Linked DNA regions of Mus musculus: region 1 is linked to region 2. The links are chromatin loops, found by intact Hi-C in ENCODE. Cell type or tissue: left cerebral cortex. All regions are shown on one strand. Each heading gives the region's core, and the rest is flanking DNA. Links, peaks and the distances in the headings are about the cores only. Region 1 holds the start of Kank3 (KN motif and ankyrin repeat domains 3). Region 2 overlaps Actl9 (actin-like 9).

What was found. Hi-C counts contacts between places; a loop is a spot of excess contacts. Peaks named below come from ENCODE experiments on the same cell type or tissue, not always from the same donor. Only the 100,000 strongest peaks of a DNase experiment are listed, where the experiment ranks them.
Region 1: a loop joins it to region 2, with 4 times the contacts of the local background. A loop is called at or near these places in 16 of 42 quality-filtered maps.

The regions. Positions count from the first base shown.
Region 1 is chr17:33,804,634-33,815,283 of GRCm38, forward strand. It overlaps Kank3 (KN motif and ankyrin repeat domains 3), which reads left to right and starts at 5,890. Exons shown (of 11, transcript NM_030697.3): 1 at 5,890-5,932. In left cerebral cortex, for the core only: a CTCF peak has its summit at 5,430; DNase peaks (open chromatin) are centred at 5,825, 6,304 and 6,661; H3K4me3 peaks cover 2,084 bases; H3K27ac peaks cover 2,300 bases.
Region 2 is chr17:33,433,936-33,444,585 of GRCm38, forward strand. Actl9 (actin-like 9) reads left to right here. Exons shown (of 1, transcript NM_183282.2): 1 at 1-333. The coding sequence ends at 280. Among named protein-coding and RNA genes, the nearest start is that of Actl9, 6.4 kb to the left of the region's middle. In left cerebral cortex, for the core only: a CTCF peak has its summit at 5,408 (motif pointing right); DNase peaks (open chromatin) are centred at 5,416 and 6,164.

The DNA of each region.
Region 1 (10,650 bases), core at 829-8,828, 370 kb after region 2:
CATGCCAGGAGGGCAGGGGGAGTGATACACAAGCCAGGAGGGCAGGGGGAGTGATACACACGCCAGCAATGATGTGTTCCTTTATTCCCACAGGTGGGAGAGGGATACATTCCAGAACTCTCTGGGGAGGGAAACAACTGGATGTGGACCATCTGCTTTGCCCAGGGAGGGGAGGGCATGCAGGGTTACCCTGGAAGCCAAATTGGTGGCCTGTGTCTTTTCAAAGCCCCATCTGTGTTCTCAGCCCAAATGCTGGGAGATCTGAGTGTTGAGAGCCAACCACAGCCTCCTTGGGGCAGTTGCATTCCAGACAGGGGTGGAAGGTAGTCTGGCATATATCTAGGAGGTCCTTGAAATGGTGAAAGAGCACAAAGTGCTTCCAAGGGCTTCGTGTACATTCTGGAGTGGCTGAAGTTGGCTTCTCCCTCCCACTTCCCTCTGGAGACTCTAGAGAAAATGGTCCCCTTTTTAATTTAATTTAATTTAATCTAATTTAATTAATTTTTTTTTAGGATGAACATAAAGGGTGTTACCAATGGTGTGTGTGTGGAGGGGAGGGTCATTAATGAGCTCTAAGTTTTTTGTTGTTGTTGTTTTCGAGACAGGGTCTCTTTGTGTAGCCCTGGCTGTCCTGGAACTAATTCTGTAGACCAGGCTGGCCTCGAACTCAGAAATCTGCCTGCCTCTGCCTCCCAAACACTAGGATTAAAGGCATATGCTTTCATTGCTGGGCTTTTTAAAAAGTTTTCAATCACATTCTCTCTGTCTCTGTCTCTGTCTCTGTCTCTGTCTTTCTCTCCTGCTGTGGATGTGAATATAAGGCTCTCAGCTTCTGTTCTAGCACCATGCCTATCTGCTTCTCAGCATAATGATCATGGACTAACCATCTAAAACTGTAAGCAAGCCCCCAATTAAGTGTTTTTTTAAAATAAAGAGTTGCCTTGGTCATAGCCTCTCTATATAGCAATAGAACAATGACTAAGACATATACTTTTCCCCAAGTCACAAGAATTAAAGATGCTTCTAGGAAGCCAGGCTTGGGCTACACAGAGAAGTCCTGTCTTGAAAAATAAAAATAAAAACAAAAACAACAACAACAAAAAAGATTTGTAGGCAGGAGAATGACACATTTTAAATCGTCCTATACTACACAACGAAACGGTGTCTGTAAAACAACCAAAAATTGCTTATTGGATTGGGTATTAGCTCAATGATCTGCCATTTGTGTTTCCTTCCTACCACTGAAAGAAAGAAAAGGTCTGCCGAGCTGGTGGTGCACACCCTTAATTTCAGAACTCCGGAGGCAGAGACAGGTGAATCTCTCTGAGTTCAGGGCCAGCCTGGTCTACAGAATGAGTTCTAGGACAGCCAGGGCTACACAGAGAAACCCTGTCTCGAAAAACAAAACAAAACAAAACAAAACAAAACAAAACAAAACAAAACAAAACAGGACTTCCAGACAAGGGACTGAGGTGCATATTTTACATCAAAGCAAAGCTGGCTCCCAGGTTCTCCCAGCTTCCTCAGGTCCCCACCCTGCCCCCAAACCTTAACTCCAGCTCAGGGGCTGGGTTGCCCTACCCCCAGATATCTCTGTATTCTCTCTCTCTCTCTCTCTCTCTCTCTCTCTCTCTCTCTCTCTCTCTCTCTCTCCCCCTTCCCCTCCCTGTCTCCTGTCCTTTCCTCCTTCCCTCTCTTTCTTCCGTTACCTCCTCCTTCTCTTCTCTTTCTATGTGGGCACAGCCTTACACCCTTTCTCTCTTTCTCTTCTTCCTTCCCATCTCCCCAAGGTGACTTTCCTGGCCTCAGTCCTTGGGACCAGTGAACTTGCCTGAGAGCAGCTTCCCAATAAACCTGCCTTTAATATATTCTAATCTGGCTTGAATTGGCTTGTTTCACTCGGTGGTGGAGAAATAACCTACCAGTTTCTAAGCAGCAAATTGTTAAAACCTCCTTAGTTATGCATTGCATTTGTCTTACTGATCTAGTTCTCTCTCTGTCTCTGTCTCTCTGTGCAACATTTCATTTTTCAGTTAAACATTTTTGGTTTTGGTTTTGGAGATTGAGTAAGGACACACGCTCTACTTATTAATCAATAAAAATATTTTTACAACTTCAAAAATTTTTTACAGCAAATTTGGGTATATTTCTTCAGCTTATCAACCAACGAAAACAGGCCAAGCTTTTTGTAAATGGAGAAAACCAGGGGTTGGGAGTATAGCCCGGCATGGAGGTATGTGGCTGTAACTCCAGGATTAGGGTAAGAAATAGGGTGAGAGACACAGGAGGATTCCTGAAGATCATTAGCCGGTCAAGCTAGGAAAGCTGGTGAACTTCAGGGAGAGACCCTGGCACAAAAACAAAAATGGGGAGCCCTTAAAGGCAGGCAAAAGACCTGACACTCTCCCCAATGGACTATCACCTCACAGTATTAATAGAAAACACTACACACACACACACACACACACACACACGCTATAGGAATGTATTAATGTAGTATCTGACTGTAGCATGGTTACAGCTACTGTAATTGAAACAATGAGAGAGACTGGGAAAGAAGACTCTCCCAGCTCAGGCTGCCTTTGAACTCATGATCCCTTCTTCCAACCTCTTCCCAAAGGCTGGGATTACAGGCTTGCACCATCACAGACTCAGATGGCAAGGCTGGCTTTAACCTGTCAAACTGTGGTGAGATCTTGTTTCAAAAAGCCAAATACACATTGTTTGGGAGGTGAAGGCTGAAGGAGCAGAAGTTCAAGGTCATCTGTGACTTCAACAAAGTCAAAGTACAAAACAAAGCAAAAACCCAGGAAAGCAGAACATGGACAAAACGTGTGCGGCAATGGGCTATGCACAGACAGGCTGGTCTCCAGTCGAGCTGAACCCCGGGACCGGTGGTGATAATTCACCTTCATGGGACAGAAGGAGTTCTCTCATGTCTCCTGGAACCCCGGCTCCTATCAAAGTTACCGCCCCCCTCAGCCCCCACAAGAGAAGCATGGCTAGAAGTCACGTAGGCAAGGTCCCAAGCTTCTGACCTTCAGGCTAAACTCCTCCCCAGTTACCTAGAAACAGTAATGACCATAAGAGGGGCTGCTTGGCTCCACCTCACTCTCTTGCTCTTACTCCCCTTACTCCCCTTACTCTCCCCTCCCCTCCCCTTACTCGCCCCTCCCCTCCTCACTCCCCTCCCCTTACTCCCCCCTCCCCTCCCCTTACTCTGCCCTCCCCTCCCCTTCCCCCTCCCCTCCCCTCCCTCCCCTTTCCCCTCCCCTCCCCTCTCCTCTCCTCTCTCCTCATGCTCTCCTCTCTCTCTCTCCCTCTTCCTCTCTAGCCTTTCTTCTCTCTCTCCCTTTCCCCTTCTCTCCTCTTGGCCATGGCCAGTCTCTCTCTCTCTCTTTCTACCTTCTCTCTTTCCCCCTGCCTTTCTACAATAAAGCTCTAAAACCATGGACTGTCTCTGTTCATCAAGGCTGTGCAGACTCTTGCCTGTGTGGGAACCTCTCTCTCTCAGCCCTCTCTCCCATAACCCCGGGGCTACAGGGTGTTGTCCTGGGGCCCTGGTCGGGGCTGCCCCTTGTCTACCACCCGTAGAGTGGGGTCAGTGGCTTAGATGCCCATCTGGGGCCCAGTGGAAAGCGTCTGGCAGTCCTCCCGCGTCTGCCTGCCCAGAGCAAAGGAGGAACTCTGGCCGGACGTGGGCTATCCTCCCTTCCCCGCTTCACCTACCCCTTTTAGTTCCCACAAAAACTAAAACAAACTAAAAACCCAACCCCTTGCCCAAAACTGGGAACAAACAAACCTCCCTGGTATCCCGCCAACTTATTTCTTGCTGACATATCTAGTTCAAGGTCCCAGTGAGGGAGTTTTATACTTCTTATCTTTGCCTGGAGTATCCTCCTTTTAAGTGTCACCTTGAAAGCTGCCTTCCACAACGTTTCCCCTAAACCCTAAATTCTCCATTCAGTACAGATGAGGGTCTTGCATCTCTTTTTCAGAGTACTCATTACTCCTTCACAGAACCTTGGCTTGAACAAGGCGCAGAGATCTCAGTGATTCCCTTGCCTGACACAAAATCAGCTAGTTATGTTAGGAGGAAAAAACAAACAAGCAAATTGTAGTAGCTTTTGATCAGATCATAACTCCAAATGGGTTAAAGTTAAATGTTTAAATGTACTTTTTTTTTTTTTTTTTTTTCGAGACAGGGTTTCTCTGTGTAGCCCTGGTTGTCCTGGAACTCACTCTGTAGACCAGGCTGGCCTCGAACTCAGAAATCCACCTGCCTCTGCTTTTTTTGTTGTTGTTGTTAAATGTACTTTTAAAACTTTTTTTTTTTTCTTTCTTCTAGACAGAGTTTCTCTGTATAGCTCAGGCTGTCCTGGAACTCAGAAATCCACCTGCCTCTGCTTTTTCTGTTGTTGTTGTTGTTAAATGTACTTTTAAAACTTTTTTTTTTTCTTTCTTCTAGACAGGGTTTCTCTGTATAGCACTGGCTGTCCTGGAACTCACTCTGTGGTCCAGGCTGGTCTCAAACTCAGAAATCTGCCTGTCTCTGCCTCCCAAGTGCTGGGATTAAAGGTGTGCACCACCACTGCCCAGCTAAAAAGTTTTATTGATATATGGTATGTATGTGCATAGGTTGATGTATATAGCACACTATGGAGATCTGAAGACAACTTGTAGGAGTTGGGTCTTTCTTTGCATTACATGGTCCTAGGGATGAAACACAGATCGTCAAGTTTGGCAGCAAGAACCTTTACATGCTAAGTCATCTCACTGACCTTCACAAATGTAATTTTAATTTATTTCTGTGACAATTTTTTGATCTATAATCTCAGTATGTTTATAAGTACACCTGTATGTGTCTATTATATTTACATTATTTTCATCTGTCTATCTGTCTCTGTCTGTCTGTCTTCCTACCTATCTATTGTGATAGGTGCGCTAGACAAGTTCTGTACCATTGAGTTAGATATCTCCAGTAGAGCAGACATTTATTAAGTAACTAGTGTATGCCTGAGGCAGTGGATAAAAAGTTTCCTGATCCTAAAATGTCTAGTAGGGGTGATGATAGTAACCTTGCCTTTCTACTAATGAAAATTGCTATTTAGTTAATAAACCATTGCTATGGCAATGATAATGACTAGGGAAAGGCTGTGCTAAGGATTCTGTTTGTTTTTTGTTTTGTTTTCTTGTGGCACATAGATTTCAGGGGCACATAGATTGAACACTTAGAAATATAGGAAAGTATCACATATAGATAATATTTCTTTTTTTTTTTTTTTTTTTTTAAAGATTTATTTATTTATTATATGTAAGTACACTGTAGCTGTCTTCAGACACTCCAGAAGAGGGCATCAGATCTTGTTACAGATGGTTGTGAGCCACCATGTGGTTGCTGGGATTTGAACTCCGGACCTTCGGAAGAGCAGTCGGGTGCTCTTACCCACTGAGCCATCTCACCAGCCCCCAGATAATATTTCTTAAAGTGGCACAATATATGCAAAGTTCCTGCGGTGGACAAGATCCAGGCTCTTACGACTTCAACAAGACAGTAGGAATTAAACTCGTTATATAAATCCCATTAGAATAGTTTGCTTAGATTTTTCCTGTAGCTCCCTACTGTCCTGTGAATGAAACCTCTTTTCTTACTCCTGAACCAGGCAGGATTTAGAGGTAGCTGGCTGAGCAGCATCCCACTGCCCTGCTCTGATCTTCTCAGATTCTACTGTAGGCCCGCCCTCAGGCGGGTCCCCACCCTGCCCCCGCCCAGATGGCTCACTCTGTCTTACAATTGGATAGTTCGGTTAGATTCGTGCTCTGGTTGGCTGAAAAAGCCGTCAGTTAGGGGTGAAAGCCTTGATAACCCGTGCGGAGCTTCGAGGGGGCGGGCTCGGGTGCGGTGCGGGCGCTGCCGGGGCTTCTCATTCAGGTAAAGTCAACCACGCGAGTCCTGGAGGGGAACAGTGGACCCAAGTGTCCGGGAGGGGTGTGATGCTTTTAGCCCCCTTCTATGGGTTCTGTGCGTTGCAACGGGGTGGGCGCCGTGTCCTGTAATGGTGACCATTTGGACATTGGGAGCCTCAGGTGGTTTAAAGCCGACCGGAGAGGGGGGACCCTAGATTATTAGGCAGATCGCCACCACATGGCCATCCAGGACCTAACCAGAGGAACTTGTGCGCATTTTAGTCTCCTAGATGCCTTAGGGGACCCTTCCCCAGAGTTGGCTTGAAGACCTGGGAATGGGTTTCTTGCAGTGGGGTGGAGTGGGCGGATGGTACGGAAACGGTGTTGGAGGGAGGAACGGATGTCCCCCACTCCCCGGACCTACTGACAATAGCAGCGGATGGAACCGCCCAGCGGTTTTTCCTGTAGGAAACTGCCCTGTCTTTTCTAAGCGGACTTGGTTCTGTATGTTTGGGGAGGTGTGTGTGTGTGTGTGTGTGTGTGATGATTCAAGGACCCCTTGTCCTGCCATCATCTAGCTCTTTCCCCCATCCTGCGTTTGAGAATCCTATCCCAACATGAAGGGCTCCCACCTAGAGCCTTATCAGTAAGACATAACTTCTTCAGGACCTCGGGTATGCATGCTCTGTGTCCTGTCCTTCAGGTTTCCTGATGACAGCTCTCCTGATCACAGCTCTCTAGACTGATCGCAGCTCTGTGTCCCGAAATAGTCCCAGGGCTGGGTGTGGGGGCGTGTGGCTTCAGCTCTGACAGCCTAATGAGGGGGTCTCAGGCAGGGGATCCGGATTTAACTTTGATAGCCAGGCAGTGTGGGAGATATGAGGGCAGCTACACGCCCTACTCCGGGAGGCATTGGCTTGTGTAGCAGTCTAATGTTGGCTTGCCCCACCACACTCCTTACTCCCAAGGCTGGAACTGACAGCTGTGAGCTGGGAGGGTGATATGTGGCCTGGGTTCCCTGCAGTTTCTAGGGGAGCAAAAGGGAATCTTTCCAAAAGCGCCTATTATCCTAGTTACCTGAGAGGTCCAGGTAGGATGATTAAAAGTTGAAGGCGCCGGGCGTGGTGGCGCATGCCTTTAATCCCAGCACAGGCAGAGGCAGGCAGATTTCTGAGTTCGAGGGCAGCCTGGTCTACAAAGTGAGTTCCAGGACAGCCAGGGCTATAAAGAGAAACGCTGTCTCGAAGAAAAAAAAAAAAAAAAGAAAAGAAAGTTGAAGGCCTGCCTGAGAGCTGCAGAGTGAGTTCAACGCCTGTTTAAACAATTGAGTAAAGGGGTCAGTGAGATGGATTGGCCAGTAAAGGTACTTGATCAGGGAATGACATCCTTGTTGCATCCCTGGGATTTACTCGTGTAAGGAGAGAACTGACTCTATAGAGCTGCCCTCTGCCCTCCACTCTCACCCCATGGCATCCTTGCACCCACCCACCCTTCCACCTCCTACATAAAATAAATAAAATGTAAAAAAAAAAAATTAAAAAGGGGTTAGTGGTGTAGCTTAAAACTCACCTAGCTTCTGTCAGTGGGGCTGAGGGCAAAAAAAAAAAAAAAAAAAAAAAAGCATTCATTTGGGCGTAGTGGTACATACCTGAAATCCTAGCATTCCAGAAGCAGAGACAGGGGAATCTCTTTTTAGAGGCCATCCTGATTAGCAAATTTCAGGCCAGCTAGCTCTCCATAGTGAGACCCTGTCTTAAATACATAAAATAAAACAAAAAGCAAACAGGGCAGCACTCAGCAGGGAGAGGCAGAACAAGTTCTTTGAGTTCAAGGCCAGCCTGGTCTAGATAACATAGGGAGAATTTTTCTCAAACACAAAACAGAACAAAACGAAGCTGATCCATATGTAAAAGAGGGAAACTGAGGCTGTGGCAGTAGCTCTCTTATTACAGTATTTGTTTAGTGTGCATGAAAGCCTTGTGCTCCATCTCCAGCACTGCACAAGCCAGGTGTGGTAAAGCACACGTGATCATCTCAGCACTCAAGGGTTGGAGGGAGGGGAGTTGAGTTCACTGTCAACTATGGAAGGAGTTGGAGGCCAGCCTAGGCTTCCTGAGACCTTGTCTCAAAACAAAACCAAAGAAAACAAAACTAATGGGCTGGAAAGATGACTCAGTGCTTACGGTTGAGTACGACCCTTGTCATTTGATTCCAGCTGTCTTAGTCAACTCACACCTGTGACTCCAGCTCCAGGGGAGCTACAGCTTTTGGCATCCATGGGCAAATACCCACACACAGCCCCAAACCATCCAAATTAAAAGCAAACAGCAACCCTTATTGCTGTTTACCACTCTAGTAATCTCTGCCCTATGTCTCAGTCCAGTCTTTGTGCCTGGATGCTTCAGTCTTAAAAATGACCTGGGGCTGCTTTCTCGGTCCTGTTGCTTTGGATTCGGATGTGACCAGGTTTCTGGAGGAAGGGGCAGACTGCACAGGATCACACTGCAGCTGCGCAAAAGGCAGTTTCAGACCCCTGAGCCCCGGTCCAGGTTTTTTCTGAAGCTCAGTTTTTCCCTGGCAATTTCCTAAAAACAAGTCCTGAGAGGCACTGGCTGTCCTCCATGGTGACCTGCTGTCCTGCCCTTGTAGCCAGTGTGAGGGGACAGGAAACAGCTGCTTGGGGTGGGGAGGAAAACTTCAGAGCCTTAGGTTGGACAGGGGAAGGGTTAGAGGAGGGAGCTCAGAGAGTAGAAAGGGGTTCTCCCAGCAGTGGAGAGGGTAATGTGTTAGTCATGCTGATGGGTGCTGAAGAGCTAGTAATGTCTGGCACTCAGATCGCCATGCAGAATTTGAAAAGCTGGAAAGAGTGGCTGGGTTTTTAGTTGTTTGAAGCAGAGGGTTGGTTAGCAAGAAGATGGGTTGGGTCTGCTCGATGTAAAGCTACACAATCAAGGGCTTGACTGGTCACTACAAACAAGGGGTCCCTAGAAGGTGGAGAGAACCTAATCTGAAAGGTGTTTCACATAGGCAATGGACTGAATTGCACTGTAAATTGCCACCAATAATCCATGGTGCAGAATTCTACAGGGGCTACTCAGGGAGAGTATACGGTAGAAAATCAATGTGAGCCACTTTTTGCTCCCCCAAGGCTTTTCATGTGGGTACTCAAAGTCCCACCCTCTCATCATTCCCTTTTTGTCCATTTTTGCATGTATATGGGGATGCTAGGCATTGAGGATTGAGCACAGGTCCTTATGCGTGTTACAACACTGCAGTGCCTGAAACTACGTCCCCGTCCCTATCCTATCCTGCTTCTGGTTTTTGAGACAGGGTCTCTCTAGGTACCTCTGGTTGTCTGAGAACCCACTGGTATTCTCCAGCTTCTGCTTCTGAGTCCTGGGATTAAAGTTCTAGATTTAATGCTTGATCTTAACTAACCCATTACATGTGATTTCATTCCTTCTCTACCTGCTCTTCCTCTTTCGGAAATAGTTTTTCAGTATACAACTTAGCCTTGCTTGTAGCCCAGCCTGATCTGTCTTCCTATCTCAGCCTTCTGAGTGGAAGGAAGGCTTACAGTGTACCACCACATCTAGCTTTCTTTCTTTTCTCTTCTTTATTCCTCCCTTCCTTAAAAAAGTTATTTTATGCACATGAGTGTTTGCCTGCATTTACGTATGCACTCCACGTGTGTGGCAGAAGAGGGCATTGAATACACGGGAACTGGAGTTATAGGAAGTTGTGAGCCACTGTGTGAGTGCTGGCAACCAAACTTGGGTTCTCTGGAAGAGTAACAATTACTCAACTCTTCAGCCCCTTCTTTACTTTAAAATTTTGTTTTTTATTATATGTGAACGTATCTGAGTATGTATGTAGACCTAGTGTCCTCCGGGTCAGAAGACTGTTGGATCCCCTGGAACTGGAATTACAAGTGATTTTGAGCTTTCTGTCCAGTGTGGGTGCTGGGAACTGAACTTGAGTCCTTTGTAAGAATAGTTAAGTGCTCTCAACTACTGAGCCATCTCTCCAACCTACTTTTCTGAGATAGGCTCTTATGTATTCCAGACTGGCTTCAAATCTTATGTAGCTGAAGATGATTTTGAACTCCTGATCTGCCTGCTTCTACCTCTTGAGTGATGGGCATTCACCACTAGTCAGTAACCAAGGGCTTCGTGGGTGCTAGACAAGTATTCTACCTAGTGAACTACATCTCCAGCCCAGGATTTGTTGCTTTTTGGGTGCTGCTCCAGATCAAATTCATGTCCTTGTGTATGCCAGGCAAATCCCCAGTTCTAGACCCTCATTTTCTTAGCCTTCAAATGTCATCTGAGGAGTCCTGCTCACTGAACTCCTCATGCATAGTTACAGCTTTGCCTCTTTTGGTGCTGGTGTTTGCCTGTCCTAGAGACATTCCAGAGAGACAGGTGTTCAACTATCGTGACACTGAGACTTAGCTAGAGTTATACTTTGTATCTATCGTTCCTACAGGGGGTTTGCAAGTAACCTTGGTTAAAATTCTACACATTAAATCTTCTTACCATTTCTCTTAAGAAAAATGGGGGTTGAACCTGGAGAATGATAGGTGAGCATTTGGCCACTGAACTATATCCTCAGCTCTGTTTTCACGTTTGAGACAGGATCTGTCTAAGTTGCTTAGGCTTATCTTGTACCTTTTTTTTTTTAAAGAATTATTTATTTTATTTATATAAGTACACTGTTGCTATCTTCAGACACTCCAGAAGA
Region 2 (10,650 bases), core at 1,252-9,251:
CAAGGTGCCTCAGGAGCTACGGCCTCATGTGGCCCGGAATGTGATACTATGCGGAGGCTCCTCACTCTTCACCGGCCTGGAGGGTCGCTTCAGGGCAGAGCTACTGCATTCTCTATCCCCTGAGGACCACGTAGTGGTGATGGCACACCCCAACAGGAACCTCTCTGTGTGGATTGGGGGCTCCATTCTAGCCTCATTGCATGCTTTCCAGTCCTGTTGGGTCCTACGGGAACAATATGAAGAAAGGGGACCCCAGGTTGTATACCGAAAATGCTACTAACATGGGGAAAGGCGGGAAGGGCTAAGGGCAGTAAAGCTTTCTTGGCAGGCAAACTCTGTCGTCTTCCAGCTCTATCCCATGTTCTAGGGCCTACTCGAATGACTCATGCGCTCATTCAACCACTGACCCACCTCCAACTTCAACCCTTCACACCCGTGGGAACTTCTCCTCCAAGCATCCCTGACTCAAATTAGTTTTGTCAACCCGCCTTCCAGCTATCCTTAGACTATCCACCCATCCATAGCATCCTCCTCAGGTTAAATAAAGCGCCCAGACACATTTACACATGCCCAAGATACCTTCAGAATCTGACATACTAATCACATACACACACACACATACAGGGAGAGAGAGAGAGAGAGAGAGAGAGAGAGAGAGAGAGAGAGAGAGAGAGAGAGAGAGAGAGAGAGAGAGAGAGAGACCCTCCACAAATGTCCATGAATTAAGTGCCCTTAAGTGGCCCTTGATATAACTCCTCAACTCCTCCAAACTGTTCCCCCCAAAAAAGTCTTCATTCACAAAATGCCCTACATACCACACACCAGAATTTTTCCAAGAATACTCCAACTCTACCAGGCCTCCACAACTGAACCCTTATTTCTTATCCTTTTAAATATACTCCTTATAGTCCCTTATACTTTTTTTCCCCTTAATTTGTTCTTTGGGAATTTTGTACATGTATACTGTGCCTTCATTTTATACAGCCCTCCATTTCCCTTCCAGTGTCTCCCAGAGCCCCTCTACCACATCTTCCTTCTAATCTCAGAACTTCTTTTCACAGACCACTGAGTCCGCTTATACAATGCTGCTCATGTGTGCCTGAGTGTAGGGCCATCCACAGTAACATAGGCATAACAGGGAACACCACCCTGAAGAAAATTCAATGCCCCTATTCAAAGCTCCTCAACTTAGGAGTGGGGATCTTCTATCTATGCTGGACTGTTGAATGGCTTGATATTGCATAGGTCTTATGCAGACAAACACAGCGGCTGTGCATTCATAAGTGCAACAGCCCTTCTGTATCCTGAAGTCATTTTCTGACAGTTCTCCCCACCTTCTGGCTTTTAAGATCTTTCTGCTCCCTCTTCTGAAAAGTTCCTTGAGTCATTAGGAATAGCGTGAAGTAGATGTCTCATTTAGGACTAAGAACTCCACCTGTACTTGGTCTCTGCACTTTGACCATCTGCAGGGTCTCTTTATTGATTGCTATTCACTGCAAAGCAAATCATCTCTGATGAGGAAGAAAAACTGCAGTAACCTATAAGCACTGGAAAATAGGATACATGGCAGAAGTGTGGACAACTCACTCTTAGCTGATCAAATACATGCCCTCCTTTTTTCTCCATATTTCACACATGAAAACTAAATCTTCATCCACCACCCTTAAGAGTCTCCCTTAAATGACCTACTGAAGGATCCCCTGGCACCCAAAACTCATCCCTGAACCTATCCCTTTTCCATAGTATATCTCTCCAGAGCTCTCCTTCATATTCCTGTAATCATATTCTCTGATAACTCATCTCCGTCGACCCCCCTCAAATAACACCAAGACCACAAACCTTAGGATGGCCCTTACTGCTCAAAGCTGACACCATTGTTTCCACCAGAAGCAGTCCTGCATGGCTACTTTACAAGGATGCTGTCTAGTTCTATTCATCCCCCCTCACATTCTCCCAGAAAGACTCTGTACTCCCAGATTTGAGTCATATTTTACAATTCAGAGGCATCCTTTGCTGAGCCCATTAATACATACTAAGCCCTTTTCTGTGTTGTAATCTCCCAACTCCCTCCCCATGAACCCTCTCCAAGGATACTCTTCTAGAGTCTTCCCCATGAACCCTCTCCAAGGATACTCTTCTAGAGTCTTCCCCATGAACCCTCTCCAAGGATACTCTTCTAGGGTCTTCCCCATGTTGAACCCTCTCCAAGGATACTCTTCTAGGGTCTTCCCCATGTTGAACCCCCAGAACTCCCTTCTCTGGAATTTCTACATGTTTTCTGGAACTCGCCACAGACCAACACCATGGTACCCTCTTATCAGCCTAGACTAGGATAACAATTGTTCTCAAGAGCAATCCATTAATTATGACCCTCATGCAGATGTTCCAGGAGAAAAACACCTGGACACTGGTTCCTTCCAATTGCCTCTACACATGTCCCTAAAGGCCAATTGCGCCAGCCATTCTCAACCCCATTTCATTCATTCAGAGTTAATAGCCATCTCTTTAGATTGACAATCTAACTCAGCCTATGACTTCAACACAGCCCCAGGGAATTTCTTTATCCTGGGACCATGAGGCCTCTCTGGCCCAACTAGGTTCTTGCTGAGCCTAAAATGGGAACTTTGTTCTTCTCATGAAGTACCTGGAGTCTTCTCTGGAGGACTTCTGCACCAAGTTCTCCAGTACAGATTGAAGATAATCAGGATCTCACACAGGAATGGGGAACATGTTGCCATTTGTTATTAAAGTAATCAGATTTACCTAGATTTTATTCAAGTCTATTCCAGGCCTTCTGACCTCTCCTCCTGTCATGGGCCATTGTCCAGATGCTTACGCATATGCCTTGTGTCTCTGTCTATATGGCTGACAGCTTTTGTCGTGTGCTGAGAGAGAGAGAGAGAGAGAGAGAGAGAGAGAGAGAGAGAGAGAGAGAGAGAGAGAGAGTGGTGTGCATGCACATGTGTGTATGGGAACTAGAAGAGGATATTGGAAGTCTTCCTCTATCAATCTCCACTTTGTTCCTTTGAAACAGCACCTCTCGCTGAACCTGGAGCTAGATTAGCAGCCAGCAAGTCTTAATGATTCGTTCTGTTTCCCCATCCATACCCCTAGCACAGGGGTTATAGACTAACTTTTTACATGAATCCTGGGAATTGTTTTGTTTTGATTTGATTTTCTTTTTGGTTTCTAGACAGGGTTTCTCTTTTTAGTCCTGACTGTCCTGGAACTCACTCTAGCCTCAAACTAGCCTGCTTCTGCCTCTCCTGGATGCTGGGATTAAAAGTGTGTGTCACCATGCCCAGCAATGCTGAGGATTTAACACAAGTCCTTATACTTACCCAGCAAGCATTCTTACCCACTGAGCCACCGCCCAAACTGCTGTTCTGCTTTTAAAACAGGGTCACATTATATTGTCCAGGATACTCTGGAACTCCTGGCCTCCAGTGACCATTCTCTCTCAGCTTGCCACATAGCTCGGAAGACAGGCACATAGGTGTGCACCACTTCCCAGGCTCTTGATTTTTTTCCTTTACAAAAGGTTTCTTCATACATATATTTTGACATGTTTCTCCTCCCCCACCTACTCCCAGGTCCTTCCCAACTCCCTACCTGTATATTCCCTCTTGTTCTTAAAAAATATAAGCATATGATCTTCATCAGACCAAGGGCTTCTCCTCCCATTGATGGCCGACTAGGCCATCCTCTGCTACATATGCAACTAGAGACACAGCTCTGGGGAGGACTGGTTAGTTCATATTGTTGTTCCTCCTATAGGGTTGCAGACCCCTTTAGCTCCTTGGGTACTTTCTCTAGCTCTTTCATTGGGGGCCCTGTGTTCCATCACACTGACATAGCCTCACAAGAGAGAGCTATATCAGGGTCCTCTCAGCAAAATCTTGCTGGAATATGCAATAGTGTGTGGGTTTGGTGGTGGTATAAGGGATGGATCCCTGGGTGGGGCAGTCTCTGGATGATCCTTTCTTCTGTCTCAGCACTGAACTTTGTCTCTGTAACTCCTTCCATGGGTATTTTGTTCCCCATTCTAAGAAGGAACAAAGTATCTACACTTTGGTCTTCCTTCTTCTTGAGTTTCATGTGTTTTGCAAATTGTATCTTGGATATTCTACATTTCTGGGCCAATATCCGTTTATCAGTGAGTGCATATCATGTGTATTCTTTTGTGATTAGGTTACTTCACTCAAGATGATATCCTCCAGATGCATCCATTTGCCTAAGAATTTCAGGAATTCATTGTTTTTAATTGCTGAGTAGTACTCCATTGTAGCAAAGATCATATGCCCCAGTACAGGGGAATGCGAGGGCCAGGAGCAGGAGTGGGTGGGTTGGGGAGCAGGGTGGAGGAAGGGTTTAGGGTGCTTTGGGGATAGCACTTGAAATGTAAATGAAAATATCTAATAAAAATATAAGCAAAAGATCAGTAAGACTAAAAATTCCAAAATGAGAAAGTCCATAAAAGGTTCCTTTTTAAAGTTTTCTCACTGTATTTTCTACGCCATTCTCTACCTAACATAGATCATAGACAGACAGACATGTCACCACACACACACACACACATCCTACATACATCAGATACAACACAGTACATACAAAGACACAATAAAACTTCACATTCACGCATACCACACACATCAGACACACTTACATGCTCTCACACATCAGACACAATCACACACCTGCACACACACCACACACACCTTTTCTGTCCTCTCGTTCTCCCGTTATCACTCTAACATGGTGACTTTCCCAGAGTATGAATGTGCTTCTTTGTGAAGCACTGTAATTTGGCCCAGAAGTTTGCTGGATTACTTCACTTAGTATATCTTCCAGTTCTACCCATTTTCCTACAAAGCTCACAATTTTATTTTTATGGCGGAATAAAAGACTACAAACAGGAAGGAAGGGAGGGAGAGAAGTAGGGAATCAACCAAAACTGAGTATAAAATGCCCTAAGAAAATCTGTTACTTTGTATGCTAATTTTTCTTTCCCTTCCTTTTATTAAAAAATAGATTTTTTTCTCATATAATATATCCTAATTACAGTTGCTCCTCCCTCTACTCACAGTTCCTCCCCCACTTCCCCTCCCATTCGGATCCACTCCCTTTCTGTCTTCCATTAGGAAGGAACGGGCTTTTCAGAGGTAACAACAAAACATAAGGAAATAAAATATAGTAAGATAAAACATGTATGCTAGGTTTTTAATGAAAGCAAAATTCATTTTAAGAAGAAAAAGAGAGGAGGGAGGAGGGGGTCAGGGAGAGGGGTGGGGTGGGGGAATGGCAAGACTAACAGGCTAATTATACATTCTAGCCTAGGGGTTGAGGCCTACCCTAAATCTGCCAATCTGCCAGGTTACCAAGGTGAAAGCAGACACTTTTAGTTCTTCCCACCAGGGGGCAGCACCTTCAAGTTTAAGAGACCATGATAGCTTTGACTCTAATGCTACAACCCTGCATTCCTCAAGTTGTGGTGATCCCATTCCAACCATAAAATTATTTTCATTGCTACTTCATAACTTCAATTTTGCTATTGTTATGAATTGTGATATAAATATCTGTGTTTTCTAATGCTCTTAGGTGATCCCTGCGAAGGTGGTGTTGGACCCCCCAAAGGGGGCTTTAAAACAACAGGTTCAAAGGCAAGGGTAGAGGCATCAGGAGGAAACTCCTCCAAATGAGAAGCGGGTGGAAGTTGAGAAGAGAGGAAATTTCACTTATAAAAGGGGGAGAGAGCCGAGGGAGAGAAAGAGGGAGGCAGAGGTTGGGTTTGGGGGCGGGGTGAGGTAGGACACAGAGGAAGACAATGAAAAACAGCACTGAAGTTGGGAGGGAAACATGGAGGGGGTATAGGAAGAATGGGAGGGGAAGAAGTAGGGTAAATTTATTCAGAACACATATGTGTCTGAAATTATCAATGAAAAAAAATAGACTGTCTCAAATGCCACTAGAAGTGTGTAATGTTCAGAAAACCCACCTTCCCCCAGCCTACTAGGACACTAGACTGTTTAAACTAAACTGACTTTACAATTCCATGGATTAGTCCATCTACAACCACTCCAGGCCCAGAGCATTCCCATTTGCATACTCCCAGAGATGAGATCACTACCTGGATATTATTAGAACTCTCACCCCGTCGAATGAATCATTAGGCTCCACCCAGCGCCAGACGATAACATCTGCCCACACACACCCTAAAGCCCATGTGATCTCAAACCCAGAGAGCCCAGATCCCTCAGTTCTGGCTAAAGTCATTCACAAATATACATTGATCACACACAGTGATCTAGGAAAAATAAAGTCAAGAAGGCATGGGGGTCTCTCTGCCTCCCAAGTCCTTGTGCCCGAGACAGTCTATCACTTTTAGACCAGGTTTCTCCAACTCGCAGTTGCTGGCATCTGTCCCTTTCACAGAAGTCCAAGTCCTTTTGTTCTGAAGACACCAGAATCCATTCCCTCTCTCGAGCCTTCTGATCCCAGCCCAGTCCTTTGTCCTACAGGAACCTTCAAGTGTGTGTGTGTGCATGTGTGTGTGTGTCTGTGTGTGTGTCTGTGTGGGTGTGTGTGTGTGTCTGTGTGTCTGTGTGTGTGTGTGTCTGTGTGTGTGTCTGTGTGTGGGTGTTTGTGTGTCTATCTGTCTGTGTATGTCTGTGTGTCTGTGTGTGTGTCTGTGTGTGTCTGTGTGTGATGTATGAATTGCAGAGGGAGTACACTTATAAACTTGTGTGCAGAGGCCAAAGGATAGCATTGGATATCCTGCTGTACTTCTACTTCTCTGCCCTCTTCTCTTAAAGTGTGGTCTTGTTGAATCTCAAGTTGGACATTTCTGCTAGTCTGGATAACCAGTGAGTTTCCAAGATAAGCCCATTTCCTATCTCTCAGTGCTGGGGTTACAGGCATTCACAGTCATGCACAGCTTTTACATGAGTCTGGGGATCCAAATGCAGTCTGTCATATTTACATAGTAAACACTCTTACCCACTGAGATACCTTCCCAGCTCTTAGGACCCTGATCTCTCTCCAGGGGGGATCATTACACAGGTCTTAGAAATCATAAATCAGAACATACTGTCCACTGCTCAGAATTTACTGGTGACTTTTTATAACATGCAAATAAGTTCTGCCCATCTTTCTAAACCTTTCTTTAGCTGCCCTTCCCATTCCCCTCTACTCAACTACGCTTGCACTTTTTCTTCTTTCCTGTTTTGAAACACAGGAAATATGGCTAAAAGGAGAGCACAAGGGTATGCCCTAGTTCAATCTGGGCTGGCAGAAGACCTAACAAAAAATTAGGCTGTGTATCATTGTATAGTTCAGGATAGATGAAGGCAGGAGATCAGAGTTCAAAGTCAGCCTTTTTTATGTAGTCTAAGGCCAGCCTAGATCCAAAAGGGGAAGGAGGGACTGGAGAGATGGCTCAGTCAATAAACACTTGCCTCACAATGTGAGGAAACTTTAGTTCCCAGAGCAAAGGGGGGGGGGGGAGGAGAACAAAGAGAGGGAGGGAGGGAGGGAGGGAGGGAGGGAGGGAGGGAGGGAGGGAGGGAGGGAAAGGAAAGAAGAAAGAAGAGAGAGAAGGGAAGAAAGAGGGGAGGGAAGAAAAGAAGAAAAGGAAGAAGTTGCATATGATGGCATGCCCCATAATCTCAGCAATATCAGGACAGAGGGCAGATGACTGTGCTACCCACTCTCCAAAAGGGCTTCCTTGTTTGGCCTCAGTGGGAGAGGATGCGCCTAATCTGACAGAAATTTGGTGTGACAGGGATGTATGATACTCAGTGGGGACCCCACCCTCTCAGAGGAGAATGAGAGAGGGACTGGAGGACAGCATTTCGGATGTAAATAAATAAATAAATAAATGTTTGTTTGTTTGTTTGTTTGTTTTTTAAAGATAGAAGGTGGAAGCAAATGGCTCCCTGGAAGTTCCTGGTCTACATGGCAAAGTTCCATGTCAATGAGAGATTTTTTTTTTCTCAGACAGAAAGCACAGAAAGTGCTTAACGTATCCTCTAGGTTTCCCTCTAAGCTCTACAAAGGTACAGTGCAGTGTGTATGAGCACCCATATATACAAACACACAGAGGCACACACTAAATTAATGGGGAAATGAGTTCTGGGGAGATAGTTCAGGGCTTGACTGCTCGTTCTTCCAAAGGACCTGAGTGTGTTTCCCTGTTGCAATTAATCTCTCCCCCCCCCAAATATGCCCCAGCGATGAAAACACAACTCAATTAATATGAATACATGCTATTTTCCATAGATTGGGCAGATCTACTGCTACACTACCATCTTCCACATCTATGAAACCACTTAGAACTTGAGGTTTCTTCAGGCCATGTGCTTCTGCTCTGCTTTTCTTCTTCTTCCCCTCCTCTATATCCTCTCCCTCTTCCATTTTCTCCTTCTTCTCTCTCCCTCCTCCTGCTCCACTTTCCCTTTATCTGCCTAATCATCAGCTCTCCTCTATTTTACAAATTAAGGTGGAAAGCAGGTTTACAGGAAATCACCTGAGTGCTGACTTCCTTTTGGGAGCCACTCACAGGAGAACAGAATTAACATCAAATATAATTAACCCCAGGGCTATCCACAACTTTTCCCAGCATCCACATCAAGTGGCCCACAACTGTCAGATGGTCTGACACCATTTTCTAACCATGCACTTAAAACTAAAAACTTTTAAAAGATTGCTGGCCATGTAACACAGTATTTAAGTCTTTTTAAATTCACATGATACTATTGGTGTTATAAGATATGAAGCGGAAGGGTAGACTTTCTGAAAGGACATTACAATCCTTTCTGGGACAGGGGTTCATGGATTTCCTATGTACACAGTAACTCGGTTTCTTTTCCCGCGGCTGTGAGAAAATACTCTGACAGAAATAATTTAAAGAGAAAGGATTTGTTTGGCTGACAGCTCAAGGAACTTGAAGAGTCTAGTCATATCATCACAGTCAGGAGATTAGGGATACATGCAAGCTACTGCTTCACTCTTTCTCCACTGTAAACAGCCCAGAATCCTCTGTAGGGAATGGCTCTGCCCATGTCAATTATTTCATCAAGATTCTTCCCTCTAAGCATACACAGAAGCCCTTCTCCCAGGTGATTCTAGGTTCTGTCGAGTTTAAGATTAGCACTACCTGTTGCATGATGGTTGTATCCTGTTAGATGAATGTAAAACTATATGATGTCCCTGTTTTGGCAATTAATCATGACGTAAGGAGAGACACCTGGGGTCAACTTGACAAGAGGTAGATATGTGTGCTGGTGAGCTTCATGTATCATATTGGCTGGATCCTGTTACCCAGGTGTTAGGTCAAATACTAGATGTTTCTAGGGAGATATTTTTAGGTATAAGTAAGTTTCTGATCAATAGACTGAGTAATGTAGATTCTTATCTATAATAGGACAACCCTCACCTAATCAAGCGAATGTCTTAATAGAAAGAGAATAGTCTCAGATCCAAACAGTACTCTCTGCTTCTTTGCAATGCCCTTAATAACATATTTGAGAAGAAGAGGAGGAAAAAGAAATGGAGAAAATGGAGGCAAAGGGGGAAGGAAGGAAGGAAGGAAGGAAGGAAGGAAGGAAGGAAGGAAGGAAGGAAGGAAGGAAGGAAGGGAGGGAGGGAGGGAGGGAGGGAGGGAGGGAGGGAGGGGGAGACAGGAAAGGCTCTGTCCTACACCTAAAGAAAGATATCATCATCCTTCTCCTCTCCTCTTCCTCTTCTTCCTCCTCTTCGTGTAGCCATCAACTGCCTATAAATCTTCATGAAAGGGCAGGTTCTCCAAGAACTTCTTCTATCTCTGTGACAGAATGTCAAGCATAAACTTTTGCAGAATGTCAAGCATAAACTTTTGCAGGTCTTATGATGCAGATAATCACAGATGCTTAGTTGAGTACAACACAGCATCGTGTCTGGAAAATAGTGACCACTCCTTCCTGCTTTTACATTCTTTCCTGCCCCATGATGTTCTCTGAACTTTGAGGAAGATGGGGAAATATATTCTCCCATGTAGGGACTCAACAGTCACATATTCTCAGAACTTTTGACTATGAGTCTCTACAGTTCCTGCTGAAAAAAAAAAATAAGTTTCTCTAACCAAAGCTGACACCAACACTAAACTATACGCCCTGGTGCAAATGTTCCTAAGCCCCTGGATTCTCCCACAATCCCAGGAGATATAGTAAAATTGCCATATCAGGTCTATGAAGATAGAAATGGAAAGTCTAAAGTTGAAACAAAGCTAGCCTGAGCCCTCTCTTCTCTGTGCAGGGGCTGAGGCCTGGATCAGAGTCCCTTGCCTTCCTCTCTCCTCCTCAGAACCATGACAAAAAGATGATGGTCAGGAAGCCTGGTGGGTTGGGGGGCAGGACAAACCACTGAAAAGAAGTTTTCAGAATTTACAGTGCCCTGAAGAGAGGGGAGGTAGGGGCTGTTCTCCCTTCCTTGCAGAGAATCACAGCAAGTCCTGAGGATCATACTGGTGACCTTAGGGATGGGGAAGCTGTCCTTTCCACCCCTTTTTAATTCCATACTATGGAGACTTCAAGCACACATGTGTTCTGCCCACCTCTCCAAACTGTGGTCTGGAGCTCACTGACATGTTCAACTGGTGATCTCCAATCCAAAGAG